2 separate regions of the Homo sapiens genome follow, and region 2 is linked to region 1. Evidence: chromatin loops called from intact Hi-C (ENCODE). Cell type or tissue: heart right ventricle. All regions are shown on one strand. Region 1 overlaps UBE4B (ubiquitination factor E4B). Region 2 overlaps UBE4B (ubiquitination factor E4B).

Region 1 (8,000 bases):
GTAGCTGGGATTACAGGCATGTGCCACCACGCCTGACTAATTTTATATTTTTAGTAGAGATGGGGTTTCTCCATGTTGGTCAGGCTGATCTCGAACTCCTGACCTCAGGTGATCCACCTGCCTTGGCCTCCCAAAGTGCTGGGATTACAGGCGTGAGCCACTGCACTCGGCCAATGATATACTTTTAAAAAGTAAGCCCAAGAAAATGACAACTTAGGAAAAATATTTCCAACATGTATAAGAGACAAATTGTTTAGATCCTAATTTATGAAGAACTCTTAAAAATTAATAAGAAAAAAGATGGACCATTATCATTTTCCTTTCCTGATTAACTGATATTTTAAAACATTTTCTCACCCAGCAGCTACAGTGACATTGTGCGGATTTATAAAAGGTAAAAGGCTTGTTTGTCTTTTGTACTTTAAGCATGTCCCAGGTGGATGTGGATTCAGGAATTGAAAACATGGAGGTTGATGAAAATGATCGAAGAGAAAAGCGGAGCCTCAGTGATAAGGTTGGTAAGCGATGAAGCCCTTGGTACAGGTAATAGAAATAAACACATTTCATGTCTTGTATCTGTAGAGTCTGTTAGATTGGGGCCACCCGAAATCAGGAAGTCCTAGGCAGGTGATTATTTTTATTCTTTTGAGGAAAAATGAATAACCTAGATTACCCTTATTCATGAAAGTGTAACTCAGTCCTTTGATCTGATAATATCCATCTGTTTTTGGTTCAGGGCCATGATTTTATCAGTAAATTTAGGTTGTAATAGGAACTAATTTAGAGCAAATTAGAATTCTTTCTGTTGGTCTTTTGCTTTTTTTTTTTTTTTTTTTTTTTTTTTTGAGACAGAGTCTCGCTCTGTCGCCCAGGCTGGAGTGCAGTGGTGCGATCTCGGCTCACTGCAAGCTCCGCCTCCCAGGTTCACACCATTCTCCTGCCTCAGCTTCCCAAGTAGCTGGGACTACAGGCGCCCGCCACCACGCCCAGCTAATTTTTTGTATTTTTAGTAGAGATGGGTTTTCACCGTGTTAGCCAGGATGGTCTTGATCTATTGACCTTATGATCCACCTGCCTTGGCTTCCCAAAGTGTGGGATTACAGGCGTGAGCCACTGCGCCTGGCCTGGTCTTTTGCTTTTAAGCAAGTAGATCATCACATCTTTAGCAGTATTCTGAGGAAAATGACTGGGAATTGAAGCAAGAATATGTAGAATCTAGTCGCAAGTAGAAGGTTTTGGAAAACATGAAGCCTTTATATTTGAATATCACCTGAGCTTAGTGCTCTGCATTTAGGGTGTGTGTGTGTGTGTGTGTGTGTGTATTAATATAGATAATTACATCACTTTCTGTTTAGTAAATTATTAGGAATCCTTTAGCAACACATGTTAATGATTATTGGAAGTTGCACTGTAAACAAAAATAAAGACAAACAAAGGAAAAAATAAGAAGTTGCACTGTAGCCTCCTAGTGGTGCAGTGCTTTATTTTGTATAGTTCTTTAATGTTTACAAAATTCTTTTTTATATGCTGTTTTATCTGTGGTGGTATGTAATGAGAAATGTTACAATTTTGAAAAATTCCTGGAGGAAAATTGGTCATGCACCTGGAGTGTTAACCTGGTCCTATGGAATTCAGAAAAGTAAATAGATAGGATATGTACATCCTCTGTCACATATTTTTCCTTGGTGACTTTTGATAATGACTTTGCTCTTTTTTTTTTTTTTTTTTTTTTTTTTTTTTTTTTTTTGAGACAGGGCCTCACTCTGTTGCCCAGGCTGGAGTGCAATGGCGTGATCTTGGTTCACCACAACCTCCGCCTCCTGGGTTCAAGCGATTCTCCTGCCTCAGCCTCCCAAGTAGCTCCGAGTAGCCAGGCCCGCAACCGCGCCTGGCTAATTTTTGTATTTTTAGTAGAGACAGGGTTTCACCATGTTGGCCAGGCTGGTCTTGAGCTCCTGACCTCAGGTGATCCACTGGCCTCGGCCTTCCAGAATGCTGGGATTACAGGTGTGAGCCACCACGCCCGGCCATCTTTGCTCTTTTATGCTCCCCATAGATTGTATTGTAAGCTCATGAGACTTAGATGTTGTAACTTTGATGTTATAGGAATAGGCTTACTTTTCCCCTAATCAGTGGGTGAATGGTTTCATGCATTTTTAAAATATCATCACTAATAATGAATTAAATCAGAATAACGTATTCCTATTGAAACACCTAACTCATACCTCTTATTTGAAATTAACCTGCAAATCTTCTTCTTCACCAGGAGCCTTCCTCGGGCCCTGAAGTGTCTGAAGAGCAGGCCTTACAGCTGGTCTGTAAGATCTTCCGTGTCTCTTGGAAGGACCGGGACAGAGATGTCATCTTTCTTTCTTCTCTTTCTGCACAGTTTAAGCAGAACCCAAAAGAAGGTAGGAATCTAGCTCAGCAGTCTTACTGCAGAGTACTCGACAAGAAAATAAGATGTGAGATCTTTGCCCTCTGTTATCCACATTCACTCCATCTTGCTCTTGGGTTGTATTTTTGATGACAGGGATACTTCTTGATGAGGACACAATTGTTTAGCCACTTTCTTCCCTTTCCACTGATCTTATCGATAACTTATTTTTCATTTCCATGATTTCTATAATACTATGTAAATAGGTTAATGGTCTCCATTTTCTCAGGGTTGAAGTTTTTCTCTTTGTAGTAAGAAGGTGCTTAGAGCATTACCTCCTCTTTATTTATTTATTTATTTATTTATTTATTTATTTATTTATTTATTTATTTTGAGATGGAATCTCACCCTATCACCAGGCTGGAGTGCAGTGGCATGATCTCAGCTGACTGCAACTTCTGCCTCCCGAGTTCAAGTGATTCTTCTGCCTCGGCCACTGGAGTAGCTGGGACTACAGGCGTGCACCACCACGCCCAGCTAATTTTTGTAGTTTTTTTTGTTTGTTTTGTTTTTGTTTTTTTTTTTTTTTTTGAGACAGAGTCTTGCTCTGGCACCAGGCTGGAGTGCAGTGGCGCAGTCTTGGCTCACTGCAACTCCCACCTCCTGGGTTCAAGCAATTCTCCAGCCTCAGCCTCCCGAGTTGGGATTACAGGCATGCGCCACCACACCCAGCTAATTCTTGTATTTTTAGTAGAGACAGGGTTTCACCATGTTGGCCAGGACGGTCTCGATCTCCTGATCTCGTGATCCGCCCGCCTTGGCCTCCCAAAGTGCTGGGATTACAGGCATGAGCCACCGTGCCTGGCCTCATTTTTGTAGTTTTAGTAGAGACAGGATTTCACCATGTTGGCCAGGATGGTCTCGATCTCTTGACCTCGTGATCTGCCTGCCTCGGCCTCCCAAAGTGCTGGGATTACAGGCTTGAGCCACCGAGCCTGGCCTTACCTCCTCTTATGAAGTATAGATATAGTGGGTGGTCTCCAGGGATCCTGAGAGAAGTGTTCTGTATGAGCTATACCTGCTTTAAGTGCCTATGAAGCCATGTATAGACGGTGGAATTGGTCTATTTGGTTAAATTGCTTAGCAAGATAGAACATAATGACATTTTGCTGTGTTTCTGATATTCCACTTTAAGAGGCCAAGCTTGTAACAAAATAATAAAACTCTTAGCAAGATATCAGCATCATAGGGCACTATCCTTTTTCTTTACAGTAGTCATTTGGAACGCAGAAGAGGTATGGGAGGTGTGCTGGAGTGGTTTTTTTGGCCTATCACTGGAATGTAACTTCCCTCATGGTAGGGATTTTTGTCTGTTTTACTCATTGATGTATCCCTAGAAGGATATCTTGCACAAAATAGTCCCTCAATAGATAGATTTTAAATGGATGCGTGAATATCAAGGAGATCACCTTTCTCTTTTCTATGCTGCCTATCTTCTGAGGAGGGAAAAAAAAAGTCCTTTGTATTTCTGGAGGATAGATAAGACTATTTCTGATTTTACTTATTAACTCTGCTAATGGAGCAGACCATGTATTTGAAACTCTGCTACTTGTTATTCTTATTATAAATCTTAAGATTCTCTGTCTTACACATGTAAGTGGCAAATCTGTCTTACACATGTAAGTGGCAATTTTAAATAACCAAATCAGATAAAATTTCCATGAGTTAAAACTTTTGTTAAAACAAGTGTCTTACACATGTTAAGTGGCAACTCTGTCTTACACATGTAAGTGGCAATTTTAAATAACCAAATCAGATAAAATTTCCATGAGTTAAAACTTTTGTTTAGTGGTATTTAAAATGTATCTAAAGACCAACAGTAAATCAACTGGGAGCTGCAAAGAATAAGAAGGAAGCTAGAATGTAGCATTTGCTCCTGAAAGCCACATGGTGACTAGATGTTGGACCCTTCATAAAATCTTTTGAACCTTGGACTTAATAGTTTTATTACTATCTATAAAACATATCTAGACTAAGAAATATTAACCCAGTTGCATTTGTAGTATAATAAAGTAACCTCTATAGTTGGGAGTAGCTTCTTTTTACAATTAATATACATCAGCGGTAACTCTCAATGACTGTACCCCAACTTTCTTTTTAATAAACTTTTAATTTTGGAATAGTTTCAGTTAGTGCAGGGAGTTCCTATATATACTTTACCCAGTTTCCCCTGACGTTAATATCTTATATAACCATGGTACATTTGTCAAAACTAAGAAATTACTACTAACTAAACACAAGGCTTTATTTAGGTTTTCCACTAATATCCTTTTACCATTCCAGAATCTAATCCAGGATACTGCATCGAACCATTTGGGGTCAGCTGGCTTATTCAAGGGCTGTGTAACCTGTGTTCGAACTGTGTGTAACCTGTTCTTTGTTCTGCCTTTCCAACAGTATTCTCCGATTTTAAGGACTTGATTGGCCAGATTTTAATGGAAGTGCTAATGATGTCCACTCAGACCAGAGATGAAAACCCATTTGCCAGTCTGACAGCCACATCACAGCCAATTGCTGCAGCAGCACGGTCACCAGACAGAAATCTCTTGCTAAACACTGGCTCCAATCCAGGAACAAGCCCCATGTTCTGCAGCGTGGCTTCCTTTGGTGCCAGCTCTTTGTCTAGGTCAGTGTGGTTCTCTTTGCACATCTTACTGGTAGTAAAATAACTGTGAACTACGTAGGAGAAGGGAATGTTTGTTGACAGTGTTAATCAGTGTCATACAGGGTATGGCATATATCATATTTGGGGAGGTGGATTTAGTCATTGGAAGTGGAATTCTCTTTTCTAGATTATTATTTTTTGGCTCTCTATGGTTAAGATATTGCTAGATGAAATTTTAGAAGCAGTTGGCTGTGTATACTACATCATTCTTCGAATGGGGACTTTATCGTCTTGTAAGTATAGCCTCTAGATCAATAGGGCAATTAGATTATAATTATTTAGATGTTTATCTGCTAGATATACTTGAACTGAAATGATTCTCCTTTAAAAGCTTGATATTTTCTGTTTTAGTTAGTTATCTCAAGTTTTTCTTTGATTTTTCTCTTCTTTCCTCCCTTTCTCAACTAATTTAGCCTCTATGAAAGTAGTCCGGCTCCCACTCCCAGTTTCTGGAGCTCTGTTCCCGTGATGGGCCCGTCTCTTGCCTCACCTTCCCGTGCAGCCAGCCAGTTGGCTGTGCCTTCCACTCCCCTCAGTCCTCACAGTGCAGCCTCTGGAACTGCTGCGGGAAGCCAGCCTTCATCCCCGCGGTATCGCCCCTACACTGTCACTCACCCATGGGCGTCCTCAGGCGTCTCCATTCTGTCGAGCTCCCCAAGTCCCCCTGCCCTCGCCAGTAGCCCCCAAGCAGTGCCCGCCAGCAGTTCCAGACAGAGGCCCAGCAGCACGGGTCCACCCCTACCACCCGCCTCACCCAGTGCCACGAGCAGACGCCCCTCCTCCCTGAGGATCTCTCCTAGGTATTTATCCCACAGGAGAGTTGCATGTGTGTTTGCGGTGCAGGGAAAGGAGATTAACACGGTTTGGAAGAAGTGCTGTGTGACACTGACTCTGTTAAATTGTTGTTTTGGGTTATTAACCTGTGTGGCTAACTAGTTTGGTAGGCACGTACTCTGAGTCCATGCTTCTGCCAGGCTCTAATCATGCTGGAAAGTTTGGGTTGCTCTATTCTATTGTGAATCCCTTTCTTCCCTTTGAGAGTTGGGGCACACAGGAACCCTTTTTGGCCTTTTGTCCTGTTGCCAGTGGTAGTTGAAATGCTATCAGACCAAGCAGGTGTGGGAGCAAATCTGGGCCTGGTGTTTTTTACTTCTGGTGAGTGGGGTGGGTCGGTTCATGTCCTGACGTGTTGAGTTTTAGTTATATGTAAGTTCAGTCTCTTAGAAGGAAGCAGTATCAGAATTCCACTAATCCAGTGGCCCCTTCTCTCAAATGTACCTGTATGTGTTTCTATAATTTAGGTGAATTATGTTTCTGCATGTCAGTGGCCAAAAGTTTTAGTGTATGGTTTATTTAAAAGGACAGCAGTTGCAAAAGCTTCTCCCCGTCTTGTTTTTTCTTTGTTCTCTGATGGCCTTTTTTGCTTTTGTTGTGGTAGTATGTACGACAATCCTTTCTCCTTCCTCTTCCTCGCACTTTCTGGGGACAGTAGTGATGAAGAAGATGAAGAAGAAGATGATGATGATGGTGATGGTGATGATGAAGGTGGTGGTGGTGGTGATGATTTTTCTTGTGTCCAGTTTGGGTCCAGGTATCAGAGGAATGGAGTCTTACCCCTGCATGTGCGTAGATGCTTAGGAACTAACTTCTATAAGCTCTAACAAGGGGCGTGCTTTGAATCCAGGCAGGATAGGGTCAAATGAGGTGGGCTCCAGAGTATATTGATGTGTTCAGACCTTCTCATGGGATAAAGTAGCACATAGGAGAATTTTCTTTTTTTCTTTCTTTCTTTCTTTTTTTTTTTTTTTTTTGAGGCAGAGTTCTGCTCTTGTTGCCCAGGCCGGAGTGCAATGGCGCAATCTCGGCTCACGGCAACTTCCTCCTCCTGGGTTCAAGTGATTCTCCTGCCTCAGACTCCCAAGTAGCTGGGATTACAGGCACCCGCCACCATGCCCGGCTAATTTTTGTATTTTTAGTAGAGACAGGGTTTTGCCAGGTTGGCCAGGCTGGTCTCGAACTCCTGACCTCAAGTGATCTGCCCGTCTTGGCCTCCCAAAATGTTGGGATTACAGGAGTGAGTCACTGTGTCTGGCCCCAGAATTTTCAGAGTTGTCGCCTGGCAAGTTTGGAGGAAAACTTTATGTATAATCATTTTTCAAAAGCATGAAAACAGATTAAAGATCAGTCATCAAGTTTATCCACCTTTAGATCTAAAATGAGGGACCCTTCATTTATCTATTGCGAGAATGTTATTGTGAACTACCAGATGTGACAACTTGTACTCTCTGAGGCATGTTTTCTTAAGTACAGTTGCATGAATTGCTGCTATTTAGTAACGGGAGAGGGGCTGGGATTTGGGGGAGGTGTGTGTGTGTGTGTGTGTGCGTGCGTGCTCCCTTCCCACCCCCTCCCAGCCTCCACCGCCCCCCTGTTCACCCCCATTGAGCTCAGTCTGGGCAATCCATCGAAGAACATATGAGGTCATACCATCTGCATAACTGTGACTTTGCTTTCATGTCTAGCCTTAAATTTCTCTTAGCACCTCCTGGACCTCAGTGAAGCCAGACCCCATTTGTTTAAAGAGCCTTTGAAATGACCGCAGAGGCTGAAACATAGTTCCGGATGTTGCTGAATGTTTACCCCTGGAAACCGAGTGAAAAGCACTACTTGGGTTGTGTAGGTGACTTTGAGCAAGAGAATATAATAGCACCTTCTTTCTAATCCTCTGACTCATTGTCTTACAATTTTGCTCTTAAATTGAAGTTTCCTGTGGACTGAGTTGGTGTTTGTGCCCAGCACTGTTCAAAAATAACTCCAGGCTATAAATAGAGACTGCAGTAGGAGTTAGGTACACTTCATTCAATTCGATGGTGTTCAGAAGAATCATTAGAGAATACG
Region 2 (8,000 bases), 58 kb before region 1:
TTCCCAAGTAGCTGGGATTACAGGCATGCACCACCATGCCCGGCTAATTTTGTATTCTTAGCACAGTTGGAGTTTTACCATGTTGACCAGGCTGGTCTTGAACTCCTGACCTCAGGTGATCTGCCGGCCTCAGCCTCCCAAAGTGCCGGGATTACAGGTGTGAGCCACCGCACCCGGCCAACTTTCAGTAAAAACTTACTGAGATCTCAACTGTTTTTCAATCATTTCTGAGATGTACTCTCCTCCCCCTTGTTTTCATCACATTTTAATATCTTTGAAATTGAGATGCTGCTTTTTTTTTTTTTTTTTTTTTTGAGATGGAGTCTCACTCTTGTCACCCAGGCTGGAGTGCAGTGGCGCGATCTCGGCTCACTGCAAGCTCCGCCACCTGGGTTCACACCATTTTCCTGCCTCAGCCTCCCAAGTAGCTGGGACTACAGGCGCCCACCACCAAGCCTGACTAATTTTTTTTGTATTTTTAGTAGAGACGGGGTTTCACCGTGTTAGCCAGGATGGTCTCGAGCTCCTGACCTCGTGATCCACCCGCCTCAGCCTCCCAAAGTGCTGGGATTACAGGCGTGATCCAACGCGCTGGGCCGGGATGCTTCTTATAAATAGATGGTGTAATCACCGTTGGCCAGGTGGCAGTTGTGACATAGTTGTCATTTCCTGTTTAGGTGTGAACCTGGTTATACCTGTTCATGTAATCACCCCTTCAGTTGAGTGCTACAGTGTTAAAATTAGTTGCCATTTTAAATGCCTTCCAAACAATTACACTTAGATTCAGCAATGAAAGCAAGTGTTACTTTGTATACAGAGAGGAATGGAAACAGGAGGTGGGGTGTCCATTTGCTGTTTCTAAAGAAAATGTTTGTTGTTGGGGGAGTGACCACAATTCCACGTTTCTTTTCTTTTCTTTTTTTTTTGGAGACAGAGTCTTGCTCTGTTACTCACGCTGGAGTGCAGTGGCAGGATCTCAGCTCACTGCAACCTCCACCTGCCAGGTGCCAGGTTCAAGCGATTCTCGTGTCTCAGCCTCCCGAGTAGCTGGGATTATAGGTGTATAGGTGCGTGCCACCATGCCCGGCTAATTTTTGTATTTTTAGCGGAGACGGGGTTTTACTCTTGTTGTCCAGGCTGATCTTGAACTCCTGACCTCAAATGATCGGCTTGCCTCGGCCTCCCAAAGTGCTAGGATTACAGGTGGGAGCCACCGCGCCTGGCCCAGTTCCATATTTAATTGCCAAACACCACCAAGTGAATTAGGGCAGTGGTCCCCAACCTTTTTGGCACCAGGGACTGGTTTCGTAGAAGACACTTTTTCCATGGGTGGTGGTGGTGGGAGGGGAAGGGATGGTTTTGAGATGATTCAAGCATATTACATTTGTTGTGCTCCTTCCTTCCTTACCCTTCCTTCCTTACTCTTCCTTCCTTCCTTCCTTCCCTCCCTCTCTCCTTCCCTCCTTCCACCGCCCGCCTGTCTCGCTTTGTCACCCAGGCTAGAGTACAGTGGCATGATCTCAGCTCACTGTAACTCCACCGCTTGGGCTCAAGCGATCCTCCCACCTCAGCCTCCTGAGTACTTGGGACCATAGGCGCACGCCATCATGCCCGGCTAATTTTTTGTATTTTTGATAGAGATAGAGTTTTACTATGTTGGCCAGGCTGTTCTTGAACTCCTGAGCTCAAGCAGTCCACCCACCTCAGCCTCTCAAAGTGCTGGGATTACAGGCATGAGCCACCGCGCCTGGCCTGTGCCCTTTATTTCTATTATTATTATATTGTAATATAGAATGAAATAATTTTACAACCCACCATAATGTAGAATCAGTGGGAGCCCTGACCTTGTTTTTCTGTAAGTAGACGGTCCATCTAGGGGTGATGGGAGAAAGTGACAGATCATCAGGCATTGGATTCTCCTAAGGAGGGTGCAATGTAGATCCCTCGCGTGCAGAACTCAATGTAGGGTTCATGCTCCCATTCGAATCTAATGCCACTGCTGATCTTGCAGGAGGCGGAGCTCAGGTAGTAATGCGAGTGATGGGGAGTGGCTGCAAATACAGATGGAGCTTCACTCCCTCACTCGCGTGCTTGCTTGGTACTGGTCTGTGGCCCAGGGGTTGGGGACCCCCGCATTAGGGAGCTTCAGAGAGGCCGAAATCCATAAGTGTGTGAAGCCATGTCACATTTTGTAACTGAACATACAGTTAGGAGGATTGCATTTCACACTCAGGCAATGCAACCTTAGGTCAGAGACACTCCACATTCCTCAGAAAGAAATTTCAGGGCTATGAGAGCCTGGTGTAACTGATGACAACTCTGTCCTTGTCTGTTGTTCAGGCATTTTGTTGTGGTTTAATGTGCCATATTTTGTTTCTCTTGGTGGTGAAAAATAATGGTACAGTCTACAGTCTGACATATTTGATGAAATATGGTCTATGTCCAGCATTGTTCTAGACCATGAGGGTACACCTGTGGACAAAACAGAAATCTCTGCCCTCCTGGGCATTCTGGCTGCTGTGAAGAGAATAGATAAGGAGGAAAGAGCAAAAGCAGAGAGAAAGGCGGCCATCGAAGGAGTCCCAGGGAGAGATGATGTGGGGGCCACCAACTGGGGTTAGTGGTTGAGAGGGGGAGAAAGGGTCAAACACTAGATGGTCAGATACATTTTGTGGGTAGAGCCAATAGGATTGGGTAGTGAGTTGCATGTGGAGTATGAAAGAGTGGAGTCCAAGGTGCAGGGATGAGTTAGGTTATCATCGAGTTGATTGTTGTAACAGAGAGACATGAAGTGGCAGCTGCTTAAGCCAGATAGATGTTTATTTCTCTCTAAATAGAAGTCTGGGTAGGAGGCCGGGGCTGGTATGGCAGCTCTGCGCTCATTAGGAGCCCAGGTGCCTTCTGTCTTGTACCTACTTTCCTACCATATGGCTTCCATCTTTTGGCCCTTGTATGTCTGCATTCTGGCCAGAGAGGGGAGGGGAGGTCATGTGCCTCTTCATGGCACAGCTTGAAAGTTGCACAGATCACTCCTGTTTACCTCTCACTGGCTGGAACCCAAGTCACATGGCCACAGCTACTTGCTGGGAAGGCTGAGAAATAGTTTTTCTTGGGCAGCCATGTGTTCAGCTATACGTTCTCTCACATCAGAAAGGGAGAGCAGTCTATGCCTTTCTTTCCAAACCCTTCTCCCGAGGGAGACAACCCCGGATCAACTTCAGAGTCCAGAATCCCTGGGTGATGTACATTCCAGGAATCTTTAGTTTAAAACAAAGTTATCAGGGGCTCTGCTGTCCCCCATACAGTGGTGGAGAGGTTAGGATAATGGAAGTAGAAAGTCCTGTTTGGAAAAGGGAAGAATGGGGAGTAATACTCTGCGCTGGTCCATAGCCATTGTCAGCTCCTGCCAGGCTGAGCTGTGAGCGCTTCCTCCCCTGGCAGTACTGTGAGGTTCTGACCTCGCCTTTCTGGCAACCTTGATTCTGGTCTCTTGAAGGAGCTCCCTTGTGCCTGGCCCTCTGTAGCCTCTGACTTTATTTTCTGGAGAGTTTTTCTGTGTTTCTTTTCCTCTGGGGTCAGATCTGAAGTGGACATTGGAGGCTATCCTTTTTGTAGGGCTAAACAGTTTCTCCAGCTTGCTTCTTGTGGATATTGAAGGAGTAGGCTTTTTCAACCCTACTTAGCCCCAAATTACCAGACTCTGAAAACTTTGATTGTAGACCGCGGACATTCCTCAGGCAGACTGTATTCCCTTTCATCTTTGCATGCGAATTGGCAAGCTTTGGCTTGAGTCTGCTTCATGTTTGCAGGACTTCTTAGCCAGTAAGCACCAAATTTTGTATTGTTCGACCAGTTCCCCTAGAATTACAGGCCATGTTGGCATGCAGGCTGTTTTCTAAGATATCACGGGTTTTGCCAAATGTTTTATTGTGATCTCTGAGGGTTGCCATTCTTCCATCCTACAGTATCTGTGCCCATGCTGACCCCTAAGCCAATGCTGCATATTTGTATTGTTAAGGTTGATTACTTCCAGCTTCCAGATTCTGTGTATTAGTTAGGATATTGATTTGACTGCTGTGGCAGAGGTCGGAAATAATAATGGCTTGAACAAGATGTTGATTTTTTTCTATTTCAAGTGAAAATCTGGGTAGGTGGCTGAGAGCTGGCTTAGTAACTCCATGCCTGCTAGGGGGCCAGACTCATGCTGTTTTGTGCACTGTCATCCTCTAGCTTATAGGCCAGGAGGGCTGCTCCAGCTTCTTTGAGGAAATCTGCATCCCAGTCCTTAGGAAGGGACTCAAGTGGGAGGAGAGGGCATGTTCTATCCCATAAGAGCATGGCCAGAAAGCTTCATATATCTTTTTTTTTTTTTTTTTTTTTTTGAGATGGAGTCTCACTCTTTGCCCAGGCTGGAGTGTAGTGGCGTGATCTCGGCTCACCGCAAGCTCCGCCTCCCAGGTTCACGCCATTCTCCTGCCTCAGCCTCCCGAGTAGCTGGGACTGCAGGTGCCCGCCACCACACCTGGCTAATTTTTTCTATTTTTAGTAGAGATGGGGTTTCACCACGTTAGCTAGGATGGTCTCGATCTCCTGACCTCATGACCCACCCGCCTCGGCCTCCCAGAGTGCTGGGATTACAGGCTTGAGCCACCGCCCTTGGCCCATATGTCATTACTTACATCTCCTTGGCTAGAGCTTAGTCTCCTGGCCACACTCAAATGCAAACATGGTTGAATGCATTTTATTTATTTTACTTTTTTAGAGACAAGGTATTTTTTGTCACCCAGGCTAGAGTACAGTGCAGCCTCTAACTCCTGGGTTCAAGTGATCCTTCTGCCTTAGTCTCCTGAGTAACTGGGAGGTGTGTGCCACTGTGCCCAGCTAATTTTTAAATTTTTATTAGAGACGAGGGTCTCCCTGTGTTGCCTAGGCTGGTCTTGAACTCCTGACTTCAAACAATCCTCCTTCCTTGGCTTCCCAAGGCCCTGGGATTATAAGCATGAGCCACTGCATCCGTCCTGAATGCGTTTTGGGAGGCAACTAGCTTTTCTACCACAGGGATACCAGGAATTTTGGCTTAAGCAGCTCAAAAAATGGAATTGTCATTTACTGAGATGGGGAAAATTGAAAGAGAAGATTGGGAGGGAGACGTTATCATCTGGTTTGAACATATTATGAATATGCTGCCTGTTCTTTGTCCATATGGAGATGTGAAATAGGTTGTATAGGAGTTTGCAGTTCTTGGGGGAGGTTGGGGTTAGGGATACTAATCTGGAAGTTGTCATTGTATTTAAAATCATGAGAATGGACAGATTTTACCTAGAGAGTGAGCATAAATGCGGAAGACAAGAGGACTGAGCCTCCATCCATTCCAGCAATTAAAGGTTGGGAGATCAGGAGGACTCAGAAAAGGAGACTGATAAGGAACAGCCACTGAGGTTGGAGGACAGTCTAGAGAGCATGGAATCTGGTGTCCAGGGGAAGAAAGTATTTCATGATGTGGGGGAATGCTCAACTGTGTCTAATGTTGATAAAATTAGAGGAGGACCAAGACGTGACTATGGGATTTGGCGACATGGAGGCCCTTGGTTACCTTGACAAGACTGATTTCATTGCTGACTGGAGCAAGTTCAAGAGAGAATGGGAGGAGAGGGGAGGGAGCTCAGGAGTGAGGCGTAGGCTCCAGGGGTGCACTGGGAAGCCATCTGTAGTTGGCAGAAGCCATGGGTTTTAGAGGTGACAGGAAAATGTGGTGAGCTTATCTTTTTCTGTTTTAACTTTTCCCATTCTCTGCTATAATCACTACTTTCTTTATTCATTCAACACTCTGTTTCTCTCTCTTTCCCCAAGGGAGGAAGTAAAGAGGTAGAGATATATTTGTATATCATTCCTAGCATGAGGTTTTGGGCCTGAAGAGTTCCAAATAATAAATTTTGAGACATAATATGGGGAACATTGGATCATATTATAGTTTTTAGAGCTTAAAAAAATAGTTGAGTGGCAAATATTTCAGAGTAGGAGACTTGAATATTATTTAATTTGTTTGCTTAATTTCAACAAATATTTTTGGGCTTTGTGCCAGGTACTGAGGGCTGACTATGTGGAGATGCTGCTCGAATATGACGAAGACCTGGTCTTTACCTTCAGTGACCTCAGGCTGCAGCTGGGGACACAGGAACGCAACCAGCTAGACTTCAAGTGCTAAATAGACATTTCAGTAAAGGGGGTACGGTTGATGGGGCAGTTAATTCTGATGGGGAATGTAGGGAGGGGACTGGGAAGATTTGAATTAGTCTTTAAAGATGACTAGGATTTTGACAATTAGAACACTGTAGCCAGACGCAATGATGCATGCCTGCAATCCCTGCTACTTGGGAGGCCAAGGCAGGAGGATCACTTGAGCCCAGGAGTTTGAGGGCAGCCTGGGCAATATCATAAGACCTTTTCTCTAAAAAAAAAAAAAATTTTTTTAAATTAGGAAACAATGTTGGCTGGGCATAGTGTCTCATGCCTGTAACCCCAGCAATTTGGGAGGCCAAGGTGGGCAGATCACTTGAGTCCAGGAGTTTGAGACCAACTTGGACAACATAGGGAGACCCCATATGTCCAAAATGGCTGGGTGTGGTGGCATGCACCTGTGGTCCCAGCTACTCGGGAGGCTGAGATGGGAGAATCACTTGAGCCCGGCAGGTCCAGGGTGCAGTGAGCCATGATCCATGTCACTGCCCTCTAGTCTGGGCGAGAGAGCAAAAGACCCTGTCTCAAAAAAAAAAAAAAAAAGTTAGAAAAATAAGTCTGTGGTGAAGAGAAATGTTTCATTTACTTCTTACTCTGGGCAAATTCTGTTACATTCATTCTTTTGAAATTGATGATAGAAATATGAGAACATTGGAGAAAAACTGAAGATGGCAAATATGGGATATTGGTAGCTGCTTGCTGATCTGAAAGGCTGGTTTTTTTTGAGACAGAGTCTTGCTCTTGTCACCCAGGCTGGAGTGCAGTGGCGCTCTTGGCTCACTGCAACCTCCACTTCTGGGGTTCAAGCAATTCTCCTGCCTCAGCCTCCCGAGTAGCTGGGATTACAGGCATGCACCACCACACTTGGCTAATTTTCGTATGTTTAGTAGAGACCAGGTTTTGCCATGTTGGTCAGGCTGGTCTTGAACTCCTGACCTCAGGTGATCCGCCTGCCTTGGCCTCCCAAAGTGTTGGGATTACAGGTGTGAGCCAGTGTGCCTGGCCTGATCTGAAAGGTTTTGAGATATATCAGGCATAGCCAAATGTGTGACCCCAAGCTCTCCAAAACCACTAAGGGTCTGCAGCAGCTGAAGGAGTAGGTGATAGGGAGAAGTTGGAGGAACGGGAAAGGGGTTTCATTAAAATCACTTCTCTCCTAACATTAACCACACTGCATTGAATTATTTATTCACTTGGTGTAGCTCCTACTGGGATATGAACTCCTGGCTATTCTTGTTTACTGCTTTTTATCCAAGTTCTGGCACAGGGCTTGGCACAGAGTGGCTCAGAACAAATACTTGTTCAATGCATGAATGAATGCAGTGATACAACATGTCTTTTCAGGACTCCTATTCTTTTTTTTTTTTTTTTTATAGAGGTGGAGTTTCACTATGTTGCCATGTTGCCCAGGCTGGTTTCCAACTCCTGGCCTCAAGCCATCTTCCCTCCTCGGCCTCCCAAAGTGTTGAGATTATAGGCGTGAGCCACCACAACCGGCCTGCCTCCCAATTCTAGTATTGCAATAGTTTATTTGTTTGCTGCATTAAGTTGTGTTAATTAGGTTAAGGTAGGCACTTGATGAAAAAAGCCTCATTATCAGAGTTCTAATTCAGAGTCAGACATACTTGCAGGCTTTTTTGGTTGTTTGCTTTTTGTTTTGAGACAGGACTTGCTCTATGGCCCAGGCTGGAGTGCAGTGGCATTATCATAGCTCACTGCAGCCTCAAACTCCTGGGCTCAGATGATTTTCCCGCCTCAGCCTC

Evidence for each region. Hi-C counts contacts between places; a loop is a spot of excess contacts. Peaks named below come from ENCODE experiments on the same cell type or tissue, not always from the same donor. Only the 100,000 strongest peaks of a DNase experiment are listed, where the experiment ranks them.
Region 2: it touches region 1 in a loop (2.7-fold over the local background); 29 of 110 quality-filtered maps call a loop at or near these places.

Annotation. Positions count from the first base shown.
Region 1 is chr1:10,100,682-10,108,681 of GRCh38, forward strand. UBE4B (ubiquitination factor E4B) reads left to right here. Exons shown (of 28, transcript NM_001105562.3): 4 at 427-514; 5 at 2,267-2,411; 6 at 4,835-5,063; 7 at 5,516-5,902. Among named protein-coding and RNA genes, the nearest start is that of UBE4B, 72 kb to the left of the region's middle. In heart right ventricle, no CTCF peak of the experiment used is centred here; a DNase peak (open chromatin) is centred at 4,994; H3K27ac peaks cover 2,513 bases.
Region 2 is chr1:10,043,130-10,051,129 of GRCh38, forward strand. All of the region lies in intron 1 of UBE4B (ubiquitination factor E4B), which reads left to right. Among named protein-coding and RNA genes, the nearest start is that of UBE4B, 14 kb to the left of the region's middle. In heart right ventricle, no CTCF peak of the experiment used is centred here; a DNase peak (open chromatin) is centred at 3,420; H3K27ac peaks cover 1,754 bases.